2 separate regions of the Homo sapiens genome follow, and region 2 is linked to region 1. Evidence: chromatin contacts called from ENCODE Hi-C data. All regions are on one chromosome and are shown on one strand. Each heading gives the region's core, a stretch centred on a gene start or an enhancer-like site at or near the end of the contact. The rest is flanking DNA. Distances are from core to core; before and after follow the strand shown. Region 1 has its middle 640 kb from the start of MMUT. Region 2 has its middle 140 kb from the start of MMUT.

What was found. A loop is a pair of places that touch in the nucleus more often than their neighbours do. Pooled maps may share reads with other maps.
Region 2: a map of PC-9 shows a loop between it and region 1 (18-fold over the local background). The contact joins two enhancer-like sites. A Hi-C loop is called at or near these places in 5 of 168 maps with a recorded cell type or tissue (MCF 10A, PC-3, PC-9 and 2 more) and 6 of 50 pooled maps.

Annotation. Positions count from the first base shown.
Region 1 is chr6:48,824,416-48,832,002 of GRCh38, reverse strand. No RefSeq gene overlaps it. Among named protein-coding and RNA genes, the nearest start is that of MMUT, 640 kb to the left of the region's middle. RefSeq lists an enhancer at 4,031-5,230. Within about 2 kb of position 4,947, at least 10 of the 41 ENCODE cell types and tissues checked have a DNase peak (open chromatin) inside an H3K27ac peak, as active enhancers do; they include PC-3, PC-9 and endothelial cell of umbilical vein, where a contact is called at or near this core.
Region 2 is chr6:49,322,640-49,330,226 of GRCh38, reverse strand. No RefSeq gene overlaps it. Among named protein-coding and RNA genes, the nearest start is that of MMUT, 140 kb to the left of the region's middle. Within about 2 kb of position 4,171, at least 3 of the 41 ENCODE cell types and tissues checked have a DNase peak (open chromatin) inside an H3K27ac peak, as active enhancers do; they include PC-3, PC-9 and endothelial cell of umbilical vein, where a contact is called at or near this core.

The DNA of each region.
Region 1 (7,587 bases), core at 3,698-6,197:
TTAACACATATTATATTTAAATATAATATATACTATAAAGTTAATTGTGTCACTTTTCTTTACAATGTAAGCTATATTATAAGCTGCAATCATTGTTTAAAATGTAAGCTAAAAGTTTAAATATAATGTGTAGACTGTAGAATATATTTTTGAGATTCACTAGGCTTATTGTGTGTATTGTGTATTAATTTAAAAATACATCTGTCTTTGCTTCTTTCGAGCAAAATATATATGGTATTTAATTATTTCAAAGTGAGTTCTAAAACGTTATACTTTGCTTGAGTTTAAGTCTTTTTAAAAAATCAATAGGTAACAACTCATTTGACATTGAATATTTTGAATTACTGGAAAACCTCCAAGTTCCTAATCTGTTCATCCTTAAAAATAAAGTAAAGAACAAAATAAAACATCTTTAAATGTCATTTGATTAATAAAATGTAGCTTTTATGGAATCTTGAGCTTAATTGGATTGCTGGCATTGCTGAACTCAGATTAAATGCATTTGGATCAATATTAATTGGTTCAACTATGGTGTGTATATCATTGAGTTACTCATTGTTGGATGAATTACACCCCTGCCTGTTTTTGGACAAATTTCTGTCTCCTCTATGATTAAATAATGTTTTAGATAAGTTATTGTTTAAATGATGGCCAGATTCTAAACTCAAAGGATTATATAACTGGAAAACATCACAGCCAATCACTGCCATAAGAAAAAAGACTATCTAGGGAAGACATGATTTATAGACCCTTCGTAGTTGTATTTATATTACTGTTTTCTTTTTTAAATTTGTATACACACAAGAAAAGAATTATTGAAGTAGATGCTCTTCAGTGTACTATCTTGTGTCTTCTTCAAGAACAGAAAATGCTAGAGCCCATCAGTTGTCAGACCCCACCTAAGAGAAATTTAAGCTTATTGTCTCCTGGGTGATGACAAGACTAGTGCAGGTATGCATTAATTCGTTTTGTTGATGCCAAATGCTGAACAAAAATTGTATTTGGCAAAAATACATGGCTGAAATAATATGTGTGGATATTTCAACCTAAACTTACCCTTATTATTGCTACTTTGTTTTAGATATTTTAATATGTATCTATTTCTACATACCAAAAATGTCTACCACTAAACAGATTTATATTAGGAGATTTATTGCCACAATATTATTTAATCTGTATTACTAGTCTCTCCTCTAAAATAAGTATTCATCTCATTTTAGCGCTAGAGTTAAATGTTCTTCCTATGGTTACACAGCTAGTAAGATATGGCTTGGGATTACTCACCATGATTTATTTCTGCTCCAGAACCCAGGCATATTTTTCTTTCATCTTACAGTCTTAGAGAGATAGATCACATAGTGACACAAAATAAATACTATCTTTTAATTTTACTAAATTCATGTCTGATAAGTAATATTGTAATATTTAAAATGTTTATTTATAGACCAGAGCAGGTGCAAGATGCCAAGAATGCTATTTTTTTTTTTTTGAGACTGAGTCTCGCTCTGTTGCCAGGCTGGAGTTCAATGGTGTGATCTTGGCTCACTGCAACCTCCATGTCCCAGGTTCAAGCGATTCTCCTGCCTCAGCCTCCTGAGTAGCTGGAACTACAGGCGCGTGCCACCACCCCCAGCTAATTTTTGTAGTTTTAGTAGAGATGGGGGTCACCATATTGACCAGGATGGTCTCGATCTCTTGACCTCATGATCCACCCATCTTGGCCTCTCAAAGTCCTGGGATTACAGGTGTGAGCCACCATGCCTGGCCAACATCGTTTTCTTGATATGTGTGTTGTACATGCGAATTTTGTAAATTATGCATTTAAATTTTCTAGTAATTGTGAATTTAAGTAAATAATTTCCAGAGATGGAATGACATTATTTTCCTATTCACAAATTTGACATCATACATTTAGAATTGAAAAGGTGACCATAGCTATCTCACACAACACATAAATGGCATGCACTCTAATCTTATTCTCTGCCCATTGATCCTTGAAAGCAAAGGATGTGCCTTATTCATTGTTTGGGGCTCAGCATCTGTCATAGATTAGGGCCATAGAAAACTTCTAGCAAATTAACAAAAAGGCTTTATAAAAGCAAAAAGTTACTCTTAAAGGTAAAATTAAGGGGGCGTAGACCCTCATTCAGATGAAAACTTTTTTTTCATCTTTCGCATTTGCCTTTTAACCCATAACACAAATGCTATTTCTCACTCCACTCCCAAGCCTTCTGGAGGCAGTGGAAGTGGCATGAGAGTAGCCTCTAAATTGTTTGAACAGATAGTGGCAGGTATTGTCTTCCGGCACTAAGACAAGTCACTGGCTTTATTTGTTAATCACATCCTAATCACACCCTAATTCTTGCCCTTTAATTTGCAAATAAGGAAAACAATTATGAGTCAATTGTTAATTAGAGACTTCTCCAGCTGGAGGGAAATTAGCCTACCTGAGTTAGATATGTTTACTTTCATTCTTACTAAGTAGAGTACTCAGAAGGTGTGTCTTCTTCTGAGGCTTTCACTTGGCAAAGATAAAATTAGTAGTCTCTAACGTATAGCTAGTAGAGACCAAGCAAAATATGATTTGTTGTCAGTTGCATCTTTTCTCTTGCCAGAGGCAATTGATTACTGAACTCGTTATAGGTTTAGGAGTGTTGAAGATCATCAGTATCATAACCAAAAGGAAAATAATGTGTTTGAATGTGTTATATGACTTATTCAATTTTTCCTTTTCTGCAAGCACAGTAAAAATTCTCTTGGTAAGGACTGAGACTCACTTACTCTATTATCATATATCCAGGACTAAACAGTGTCTAGCATATGTGAAGAATAGTAAATAAATATTTATTGAATAAATGTTACCATGTGATCTTTCTTGAGAGAAGCAGTGACACAAAAATTGAAAACGTGGTCCAAATCCAATTTGGACTCTATTTTCATGGAGAATTTGAGGTCAACTTATTAAATGAATATTCAACATATTCTGCAGAATGAAAAATAAATCATTGTTATTTTTCAAACTGTTTCAGATACAAAAGAAATCCAAAACAACAATAATTAAACAAGAATTTTTTTTTTTCAAACTTGGTCAAATTCATTTCAAAACAAAACTCAATGCTTTGGAATATGTGCAGCTAAAACTAAGTTTATCACTTTACATCTGAATTAAGTGACCTTGTTTTCTAGAAAACAACCTCAGTGAATGAAAGATACCTTGCTGAGCATCAGAAGACAAAGATTTAAGGACTAACTTCTGAGAACACTTGTACCATCAACAGCTCTGTGTTTTGAGTGTACCCAGCTCACTTGGTGTTCCAATACCAGAGCAACAGGGTGGCCAGCAACAGTGTCCTAATCATAAATAAACAAGAGCCAGATGTGGATGTTTACAGTGAGCCTTTCACGGGAGGCCTTTTTTTTTTTTTTTTTTTTACCTGGTAGAAGGCTTAATGCCTAGTTGTCCTGCCTGAGATAGAGAGCCCCTCACACGGAAAACTTGTTTATACTGGCAGATGCCATTGTGGCTCTTCTCTGACCCCTGATCAGTTTATTCCTGTCTGAGCATCATTCTGGTAATGGGAGAGCTCACCTTGTACACCGCTTTGAACTAAACTCTGATTTTTTGTCTTGCCCAAATTCCTATTTAGGAGTCCTGGGGAGTCATGCCCTACAAATCATAAATTCTTATCAGATGGGTTTTATTTAGTCCTATATATCGTGACTTACTTTCCAACCTGACTCTGGCATAACATTATGAGACAAGGAAGAAATCAAATTATTTTGCCCCAAAAGATGTTTATTTGACATATTTTGAAATGATCCAGCAAAGCTGTTCTTTGTGGGGGGAAAATTTTCATCTGTAGAGAATCTTCATTAACATAGCTAGATCTTTTCCTGCTAGACCTTCCCAATCCTAAACAGATTAATTAAGATCTGAATAGAAAACATTTGTCATCTATTGTCTCTAAGGGCAGCCATTATAAGACTTCAAAAGAACTTTGGTCTCTACAACCTTTTATCTTAACTTGAACATCCCCTTCCTATCAATCCAAGGTCTTTAGACAAACTCAGCCAATTGTCAATCAAAAATGTTTAAATTCACCTATAGCCTGGAAGCCCCCATGCTTTGAGTTGTCCTGCCTTTTTGTACCAAACCAATGTATTTATTAACTGTATTTGATTGATGTATCATGCCTCTCCAAAATGTATAAAACCGAGCTGCGCCCCAACCACCTGGGGCACACGTTCTCATGACCTCCTGAGAGGTTACTCATATTTGGCTCAGAATAAATCTCTTCAAGTATTTTACAAAGTTTGACTCTTCTCGTTCAAACCGCCCCCCAAAGCCCCACCCCACTGTTCCAGGAAAAACCTGGCCTGGGGCTGCCTCCTAAAGAACTAGGGTGTAGTGAAGACTCAGTCACAACTTGAGTCATCTCTCCTCCCTGGCAGAATGGGCTCCCTTTTTGCCTATCCTTCCTGTGAGGAACCATCAAGGCATTTGCCTGCACTGACTTAAAGTTCTTATCTGTGGCTTGAGTCATTTGGGTGTGGCATAGAACTAGAAACTGTGTCGATGGTGACTGAGCCCTGGTATGAGAAAGTAAAACGTGTATTCAAAATGAATGCCCAGGCAACATACAATTTTAAGAATTCTTTACACCCTGAAATTCCATTTCCTCATCTCTTAGGTTCTTGATTTGCTGGAGAGTATTCCTATTAGGATAAAAGAATATAAGGAATAAGATGCTTTCTTTATAAACTACAAGATCTGATAGAGTGTCAGCTGTACCTTGTGGTGCTGTGCAATAAAATGGCTTATGATGTCTGAGTCAGAGCTTCTCAGTTATAGCTCATGGAGGCCTCTGGGAAAAAATGACTTATTAACGCTGAATCATTCTTTTGTCGTTTCTTAAATAACAGGGTAAATTTAGCAATTATTTGTAGTCATGACACATTCTGATTCTAACTGGAGCAAAGATTTTGAAACTTTAAACCAAATGGAACTGAGCATCATCCATCCATTCCACAGACCTGTCTGGAATAATTTTAACCAGGAATCTTAGTGCCCTCCTCCAGCAGCTCTTCCCCAGAGAGTCATAAAGTGATTTTAAAATTTTTATCTGTGATTTACTAGCCATTCCCAGAGGACAAGCCTGCTGATAAGAAAAAAAAAAAAAACAAAACTATTTGGCTTGCTTTTTCTTATTTCTTCACTTTTAATCCATCTGAATGTTCTCTGTATAGCTTGGGTTATTTATCAAAACCCAAAGCACTATGCTTAGAAATAGTATCTTAGAATAACAGCTAAAGTTATCCTTAGGATTAAAAAACAGAATAAATGAGATTTATTTTTATGAGAATCATAAAGTTAGAAGAAATTGGAAGTCTTGTCCTTAAAAATAATCAGAAAAGTAACAAAAAAGAAAAAATCTTATATCACAAGGAAGGAATTTTGTTGTTAATAAAAATGACTTTTAAAGGGGAGAAAGTGAAGTGTTAACATAAGACTGGGCTGTAAGGAATTCCTGATAATGTACTACAGCTTTGCAACATTTAATTCCCACAGACTGTCAGAAAGCTGATTAACTGTAATCAGGAATATGATGTTTGCCACATATTATAGGACCTTTTCGTTAGTGTGTTTTATTTGAGAAATTAAATATGTATTTGACCACTGCTTACATAAACAAACTCAAAAAGAAATTTCTCAAATATCCATCATAGCAAGCATTTTTCATACTACAGTCATACTTTATCTAAACAATCGTTTACTTAGATTTATCCTGGTCTTTCACTTTCTCTGAATTTACACAATGTCAGGAAAAAGTTTTGATACACAATTACCTTGAACCAAGTTATTTTATTTTTTAAAAAATAGCCCTATTACAATATAATTCACATGCCATGTAATTCACCCACTTGAAGTGTATAATTCACTGGTTTTTAATGTATTTACAAAATTGTGCAACAGTCACAACAATAAGCATTTCCATCACCCCGTAAGGAAATCCTGAAACCATCATCAGCCACTCCCCATTTCCCACCAGCCTTAGGTAAAGATCAGTTTACTTTCTGTTTCTATAGATTTGCCTGTTCCGGACATTTCATATAAATGGAATCATACAATTATGGTCTTTTGTGACAGGCTCCTGTAAATTAGCATGTTTTTAAAGGTTTGTCTATGTTGTATCACTATAAGTATTTCATTTATTTTTATTGCTGAATAACATGCCGTTGTATGGTTATACCACATTTTGTTTCATTTGATGAAACATTTTGGTTGTTTCCTCTTGAGGGCTAATATAAATAAATACTGCTATTTTAGAACTGATCTGTCCTCTTAATGTTAAAATTGAGCAAGTCAACCTGGCTTATAATATGAATCACTCCCTGTGACAAAACACACTTACTCTTTAAGGAGTCCAGGACTCCTTAAAATTTGGATTTGAAAGATCAAATTGGGGCCAGGTGCAGTAGTTCATGCCTATAATCCCAGCATTTTGGGAGGCCGAGGCGGGCAGATCACCTGAGGTCAGGAGTTCGAGACCAGCCTGGCCAAAACGGTCAAACCCCATCTCTACTAAAAATACAAAAATTAGCCTGGCATGGTGGCAGGCGCCTGTAATCCTAGCTACTCAGGAGGCTGAGGCAGGAGAATTGCTTGAACCTGGGAGGCGGAGGTTGCAGTGAGCTGAGATTGCACCATTACACTCCAGCCTGGCGGAGAAGAGCGAGACTTCATCTCAAAAAAAGAGAAAGATCAAATGGGGATGCTCTGTAAATTACTATACTTTACAAATAATCGGTGTCCCTTGAGAGCATTGTAGTGCTTGAAGTTTAGAAAAAGCTGTTTTTTCATTTGCAAAGAGATCTACCTTTCAGGAGTATCCATATACTGAAGATAAATGTAGGAGTTTAGGGGCTTTGATATTTTTTATGAAAATAGAAAAGAATCCCCAAAACAATAGTGATAGCCTACCACCTCACACATCCGTCATATGGACCACAATTTTTAACATACATGGAAAGACAGGAAGCATTATTGAACACATAAAATGAGAGCAGATCCCAAGCTAACTAGGGCAGTAGAAAAATATTCTTTCGCAGCATTCATCAGTTAACTTACTAATTAGCATTATAATTATTCTGAAGACTAGGAACATTTCCCCTGGAAGGTTCCTTTTTTTTTTTTTTTGAGACAGAGTTTCACTCTTGTTGTCCAGGCTTGGGTGCAATGGCGCGATCTTGGCTCACTGCAACCTCCGCCTCCTGGATTCAAGCAATTCCCTTGCCTTAGCCTCCTGAGTAGCTGGGATTACAGGCATGCACCACCACGCCCACCAATTTTGTATTTCTAGTAGAGATGGGGTTTCACCATGTTGATCAGGCTGGTCTCGAACTCCCGACCTCAGGTGATCTGCACCCCCGCCCCCCGCCCGGCTTCCCAACGTGCTGAGATTACAGACGTGAGCTACCGCGCCCAGACTGGGAGGTTCCTTTTAATCAGGAGTGGCAAGAGGTACCCAGCTGACTTAAGGATACCTAAAAGAATATCTTTATGGTAGAACTACTATCAATAGTTAA
Region 2 (7,587 bases), core at 2,922-5,421, 500 kb before region 1:
AACTCTAAATAGCATTGTCCTAGCAATGTTAAACATGCCCAGTCCTTTATACTGAGGAGGAGTCATCTAGGCTGTCTTAGTGTACAGGAAGGATTTTGGGTTAAACTCAGTATTTAGTAAAGTTTAAATGAACTTTTTCAAAATAGCAAGAAATGCTTGACTTTGGTAGCTATGCTATCCAGGTTGATTGGAGTTTCATAACATAAAACTAAAAATTCATTTCTACTAGTCATGCATATTGAAATCTACATTTAGTATATGATACTGAGGATGATAAAGTGGCAGGAGGAACCCTGCAGATATGAAATGCAACATAGTAAGATAAAAATTACATGAATTTTATATGAAGACTCCTAGGTTTGAGTCCTAGCTTTTCTATTTACAGTTGTGTAATCTTAAAGAGGCTGTTTTTATCTCTTTGTTTCTTAGTGTCTTTGTATGTATAATTAAGATTTTATTGTTAACTGTGAAGAACTAGAAAACAGGGCTTCTGAGTATTTGAAAGCCCAATAAATGTAAAGTACAAGAGGAGAAAATGAGGTATGGTCTTAAGAAGGTAAACCCCTGATTTCTTTGGTGGTAGGGAGTAGATGGGAGAGAGAGGGCAAAAAGGAAAAAAGAGAAGTGAGAGGGAGAAAGAATGAAAGAGGGGGAGGAGAAAGAGAGAGAAAGAGAGAGAGAAAGATGTGGATCTGGTAAAGATTTCCTTCTGAGAGTAGGACTTCATTATGGAAAATGCTCTGGGATTTTTTTCGAAATGGTTACTTTATTTCTTCCTCTGCCAGAAACAACGTGTCACAGAATTAAAATAAATTAAAAAATGTTTCCTAGCCATCAACAGATAATATATCCAGAATATTTTTCAATGGCCTGAAGTGTAATGCCTTGACATTATCATCTAAGAAAGATTAGCTTAGGCTCATTTCTCCAAAGAAGTGAAGTAGTATTTTGTATAATTACCTAGTGCATTTAACTTTTATTACAAATTATTCATATAAATACCATTTCGGCCCTACTTGATTTAATCTTATATTATTTCCCAAATTTTTAACCTTATTATACCCTTAATTGCCAATTTTGCTTTTTCTTCTTTTCTCTCACCACTAAATCTGTGTCCAATTCATTTCTTTTAAGTTCTTTGTCTGGGCCCATGAACTAGTGTTGCTGATTGAGGATATGCAATTATAATATCCAGTATGGCAAGTTTATATAGACATATATTTAACCCAGTTTCCATTTGCTCCAAGAATTGTCTGTAACCATCATATACATTTCTGTTATATTAGGATTAGAGACAAGTTCTGTTTAGAAATAACTCCAAAAACAGTTTTTATACATTATTTTCACATTGAAAATCAGTCAGATCTGCTCCAGCCTCAAAGATCATGTTTATGTAAAATTAAATGAGTGCTGGCAGCAAGCTGCACTTTTTTTTTTCCTAAATAGGAAATAGGTTAAGCTCTCTAATTCATTTCTAGGCCATGTCCAGTCTTTTAATGAGCATATCAAAGACATTCTCTGTTTCTGTTACAGGGTTTTTGATCTCTAGAATTTTCTTTCCATTTTTTTTTTCATGGAGTTTCCATCTCTCTGCTTACATTATTCATCTGTTCTTGCATATCTATTTTTATGTTTTCCATTAGAGATCTTAATATAAGAATCAAAGTAATTTTGACTTCCTTATCTGATAATTCTGTGTCATATCTGAGTTTGGTTCTGATGCTTGCTTTGTTTCTTCAGATTGTGCTTTTTTGCCTTTTAGCATGCCTTGTATTTTTTTATGAAAGCCAGATATGATTATTAGGTAATAAGAACTGAGGTAAATAGGTCTTTGGCATAAGAAGTTATGTTTATCTGGCTAGAAGGTAGGCTGTTTTCAATATTTGCTGTGACTGTAGGAGCCAGAGCGTCAGACTCCTCTAGAGTCCTGGTTTTTGTATCCTCTGTTGTCTTTGTGTTTCCATAGAGACTCCTTTTTATTTAGGATCTGAGCTTTATTTAGGATCTGCTGTTCCTTTAGTTGTATTCATTGTTATTATACAGGAGTCCTGTTGATGTGATGGTAAGGGGTGTGTGTGTGTGTGTGTGTGTGTGAGTGGGTGGGTAAGTGTTCTATTATACTGCAATTGGGACTCAGTCTTTTTGTGTGTCTCCATCCCTGGGCTGTTGCCTTTCAGGAATATTTCTTAGCTTCCTTTCCACCCTTTAGATGAGGTAGGAAGGCTAAATGGAGCTGGAGTGGGGTAATTGGCCTTCTCCCAGTTCAGATATGGACCTGGTAAAGATTTCCTTCTGAGAGTAGGACTTTCTTATGGAAAATGCCCTGGGATTTTATTCAAAATGGTTACTTTATTCTTTCCTTTGCCATAAATATGAGGATTTCAAAAAAAATCTTTACAGAGTGAGACTCCATTAGGTAAAACCTGTGAAAATATGGGAGTCGCTCTAGGACTGAAACCCTCGGAATTGTCACTTTCACACTAGTCTCCAGCAATTCATCAAAATTACTATTTAAGTATTCACACCAGTTTGTGGCCTAACAGTTCTGTTCCTGTTAAATTGATCTTGGCTGTGATTGCCTGTATTTGGCTATGAATCTCTGTATTCTCCAATCTCTCCAGAGTCTGGGGTTTGCCCTGTTACTTCAATTCTCTGATGCATCTGAGAAAATTTGTTGATTTCAAGTTTGTTCAGCCTTTTTCTTATTGTAATAATGGGAGTGACAACTTTGAAACTGTTTACATGTTGGAGCTGAAAATGAAAGTCCCTCTGATAACCAGATAGGGCCACCTAAAATCATGCTCATTAGGCAGAGCAAGCTGGTCTAGGCACTGCAAAACATATCAACTCAGGTGAGTTGGTTAAAATGAGTGAAGGATGAAATAAAATCTATCAATTCACCTCCTAGTGCAGAGACTTGCAAAAAACTCATAAAAAATATGGGATGATTTCTTACAGTCCTAAGCAAAAGACATAGTCATACGATAGTTCTATCTTTTGTGTTTCTGTAGCACTTTCACTTTACATATTTTATGATTCATATTGTGTTATAGTTGGCTCATTATATGTAAGCTTTTTGAAAGACTTCAAACTAGCATGAACAAGACCACTATTAGAAGAGATTACAACTGATAAACAATATTGTGGAAACAAATACACAGTGTGTGATTGAGAGTATAGCCAAAACTATCTGCATTTTAAGTTTTTTACTTTTATATGACCATCAAATATTTAGCCCATAATAATGTGGATCCAACCCCACCAATTCTCATAAAGTACTTTTACAAAGGCCTCTACAAGTTAATTTTTCTTCTTCTAAGTTTCACCACTTAACCAAACTATAAGCTAATCACCTGTATGACTATCTCTATTCTCACTAGATAGGAGGCTTTTTGAAAGCAGGAGTGATGTTATGAGCCTGTTGTATTGCTGGCATCTAGCACAATGTCTAACACATAGTAGGTTTTAATAAATACTTTATAAGTGAATTAATGAATGAAGGTCACTAATACCAGAACTACAATGTTCTATACATACACAAAAAAAGGGCTGACCTTATCAGTAAAGCACCACGAACATATTGTGAAACCTTTCTCCTTTTAAGGACAAACTCATTATTCTCTATTTATAGCATGCACAAGGAAGCTGACAAAATCAGGAAGAAGTAAGAAAGCATGCATCATGAACATTGGAATGTGAGACATTTCCTCCTGTATTAATCATATTTTCAGATTCTGTGTTGACTATTTGACATCTATTATTCCTAACCTCTCCATAAGCCTGCTGGATCACAGGGCCAAACTAACAACCAATATTGTTTACATCTTTACCGCAAGTTAGCTTTCATGGACATGCAGAAGTTGTATTACAATCCTCCCAACCACTAACCCTGACCTGCCTGTTTCCTCTTAGTTCCCAGTAGGGAACATTTCCACCTAGTTACTTTATTCCACGATTGTCATACAAGTATAGTCCCAGTTCCTCTGTTTGTCTGCTTTCCTACCCATGCATATGACAGACTTTGGGTAGCCTGTATGGTATGCTATGCCTCTCATTACCAGGGGAAATGGTGAGTATTAAAAACTTTCTTTCAATGGCATTTACTTCTTTGTGTCATCACTCAGTTACATGTATAAGTTAAGAAGTTGACACAATATAACCTCTCATCATCAGGGTGTGTTATGAAGTAATCTCACTTCCTTTAGCACTGAGATTTTCCTCTGCTTTCTGCTATTGTCCCCATAGGAGATTGATATGGTTTGGACTTGTGTCTCCACCCAAATCTCTTCTCAAATTGTAATCCCCAAGTGTTGAGGGAGGGACCTGGTGAGAGGTGATTGGATCATGGGGGTGGTTTCCCCCATGCTGTTCTCATGATAATGAGTGAGTTCTCTCGTGATTTGATGTTTTGAAAGTGTGACACCTGTGCCCCTGCCCCACCTGCCATCATGTAAGATGTGTCTTGCTTCCCCTTTGCCTTCTGCTATGATTTTAAGTTTCCTGAGGCCTCCCCAGCCATGCAGAACTGTGAGTCAATTAAACCTCTCTTTTTTTTTTAAATAAATTACCCAGTCTCAGGTAGTTCTTTATAGCAGTGTGAAAATGAACTAATACAGAGATATTCAGAACTGTAAGCATAATTATCAACTTCAAATGTGGAGTGCAGTTTCTTAGCCACTCTCCTTCTTTTTCCCTGCAGCCTACCCCAAATTGTAGATCATAAGTAGCTGGGCTGCAAAACTGTCTTAATAAACTTGGATTACTCCAAAAGTTTTGAATTAAAATGTTAGCACTTATTATATATTGATTAATTTAGCTTTCTAAGTGTTCTGAAAGAATACTGGGCATAAAATGTAATTGCTTTAGTTAATAGCTATTTGATTGGATGTTGAGTGTCATTTGATCGTTTACCCTTAAAGTCTTTCAAACTTTAAACTGAAATTGAAAAATGTCTGGTGGGATTAAAGTATGTGAGTAACTTTAAAATAAAAAATAAAAATAATCTGGTGAAAACCATAAGAAAATAGAGAAAGAGGGAAGAAATAGAGGAGACAGAAATCTTAAATGTAATTTTGTTTTTTCTGTAGTCATATTACATTTATGTATTAAACTTATGTTTTGCTGAATTTCTTAAATCCTTGTGTCAGTGTCTTTCATCTGCTTTTGGAAACTCTTGGCCATTTTATCTTAAATATTGTGTTTGCTTCATTCTCTTTTTCCTCTCATTCTGAAACTCCAATTATAGGTATGCTAGATCTTTTCTCTTTATTTCACATATTGCTTACATTACTTTATGTGTTATTCATTTTTGTACTTCTGTCTTTTAACACTTTTTAATTATTAATTTTTGGTAACACCAATCTTTCTTATATCTAATGTGCTATTAATCTCACCCACTGGTTTGTTAAATCAATATATTTTTAAAATCAGCTTTAGAATGTCTACTTCTTTTTTCTTATAGATTTCAATCCTCTTACATTGTCCATTTTTTGTCTATTTTCTCTATATTTGTCTCTATATTCTTGGCGTTACCAATCATAATTAAAGTCCTTGACTGCTAGTGCCAATACATGAATCACTTTTATATATGGTGTATATCTGGTATTTTCTAAATCATGAGTGGTAATTTTTTCCTCATTTATTTATTTTTTATTTCAATAGCTTTTGGGGGGTACAGGTGGTTTTTGGTTAGACAAATAAGTTCTTAGTGGTGATTTCTGAGATTTTTGTGTACCCAGAGCACCCGAGCAGAGTACACTGTACCCAATATGTAGTCTTTTGTCTCTCGCCCCCCCCCCATTTCCCCCTGAGTTCCCAAAGTCCATTATATCATTATTACGACTTCACATCCTCATAGCTTAGCTCTCACCTATAACTGAGAACATACAATATTTGGTTTCCATTCCTGAGTTATTTCACTTAGAATATTGGCCTCTAGTTTCATCTAAGTACCTGCAAAAGGCATTATTTTGTTTATTTTTATGGCTGAGTAGTATTCTATAGGGTGTATATACCACATTTTCTTTAACTACATGTTGATTGATGAAGACTTAGGTTGGTTCCATATTTTTGCAATTGCAAGTTGTGCTGCTATAAACATGTGTGTATGTGTCTTTTATAGAATGACTTCTTTTCCTTTGGGTAGATACCCAGCAGTGGACGTTCTACTTTGAAAGGTTGATCTACTTTTACTTCTTTAAGGAATAGTCATACTGTTTTCCATAGTGGTTGTACTAATTTACATTCCCACCAGCAGTGTAAAAGTGTTGCATTTTTACCACATGCATGCCAACATCTATTTTTTTTTGATTTTCTAATTATGGTCATTCTTGCAAGAGTAAGGTGGTATCACATTGTGGTTTTGATTTGCATTCCCCTGATAATAAGTTATATGGAGCATTTTTTTCATATTTTTTTTTGGCCATTTGTATACCTTCCTTTGAGAAATGTCTATTCATGCTCTTTGGCTGGGTGGTAATTTTTGATTGAATGCTGAACAACAAGTATAAAATACTGTAGTGAATCTAGATAGTATCTTCTACCAGGGAGGATTCACTATCCTTCTGGCAGAAAGAAGGGAGGTTGACCACCTTAATTCAATCAGGGGCTGGCTTGAATTAAAGCAGGATTGTGGTTATAGTAAGACTCAATCTATGTTTGTTTCATTCCATGCTCTCAAAGCATAGCCCTCCACAGGATCCAACTGATAATGTGGTATGGTAACTAGGGCTCATTTCCCTGGAAAGTCTTGTTTTAGTCCTGTGGGATTGTAGAAGCTTCCATTCTGCTTTTCAGAGGTGTTCAAGCTCAATTCTTTAATTCTTGTTCTGCATAGTTTAAACATTCACCAGATTTCTCAAGAAGCCTGTCATGTCTTCAGATCTGTCAATTCTGCAGTTAAGTCACTCTGGCTCCACATGACCACCAAAGCTTTGTTGGGTTTTATGTCCCCTACACACAGTTCTATTCCTAGCAAAGTCTGAATCTCAGATTCCAGCCCATTCTCAGAACTGGCAAACGCCTGCCCACAGGGAAAAGGTAACTGTTCCTAAGATAATTTCTTTAAAGCTTTTCTTTTCTGTAATTTTAGATCCTCCATTACTCACTGCTTCTGTTGCTCAATGGTGCCTTGAAATTAAGGACCTCTTAAAATGTACTTGGATTTATTTGCAGGTACAATTAAGACTCTTTCCAAGAGTGTTAGTTTGTCACAAACTACTTCATCCCACTTTGAAGTGGAAGGTCTGTGGGTCATATTATTTCAATCAACACCTTTATTAAAAATGTTCTCAATATTGTTTGTTCTGCAGTAATAACATTGTGAATGTAATAAAATTAATATAGTGTGTTAGTAATCTATTTAGGTTGAATAAAGTATGGATTATAATCAAATTGAAACATTTCTCTTTTAAAACAAAACTATTAAGAAACTGACATCATAGAGTGTACCTAAATAATCATAGACATAACCTCCTGATTTTGCAAATGAGAGTTTTGAGGCCTGGAACAATGCATTTTATTTACTCACTTTTTTTCTCCTACCAATGTTTAGGATGATTTTATGCTATAAAAAGTACCAGTTGCTGA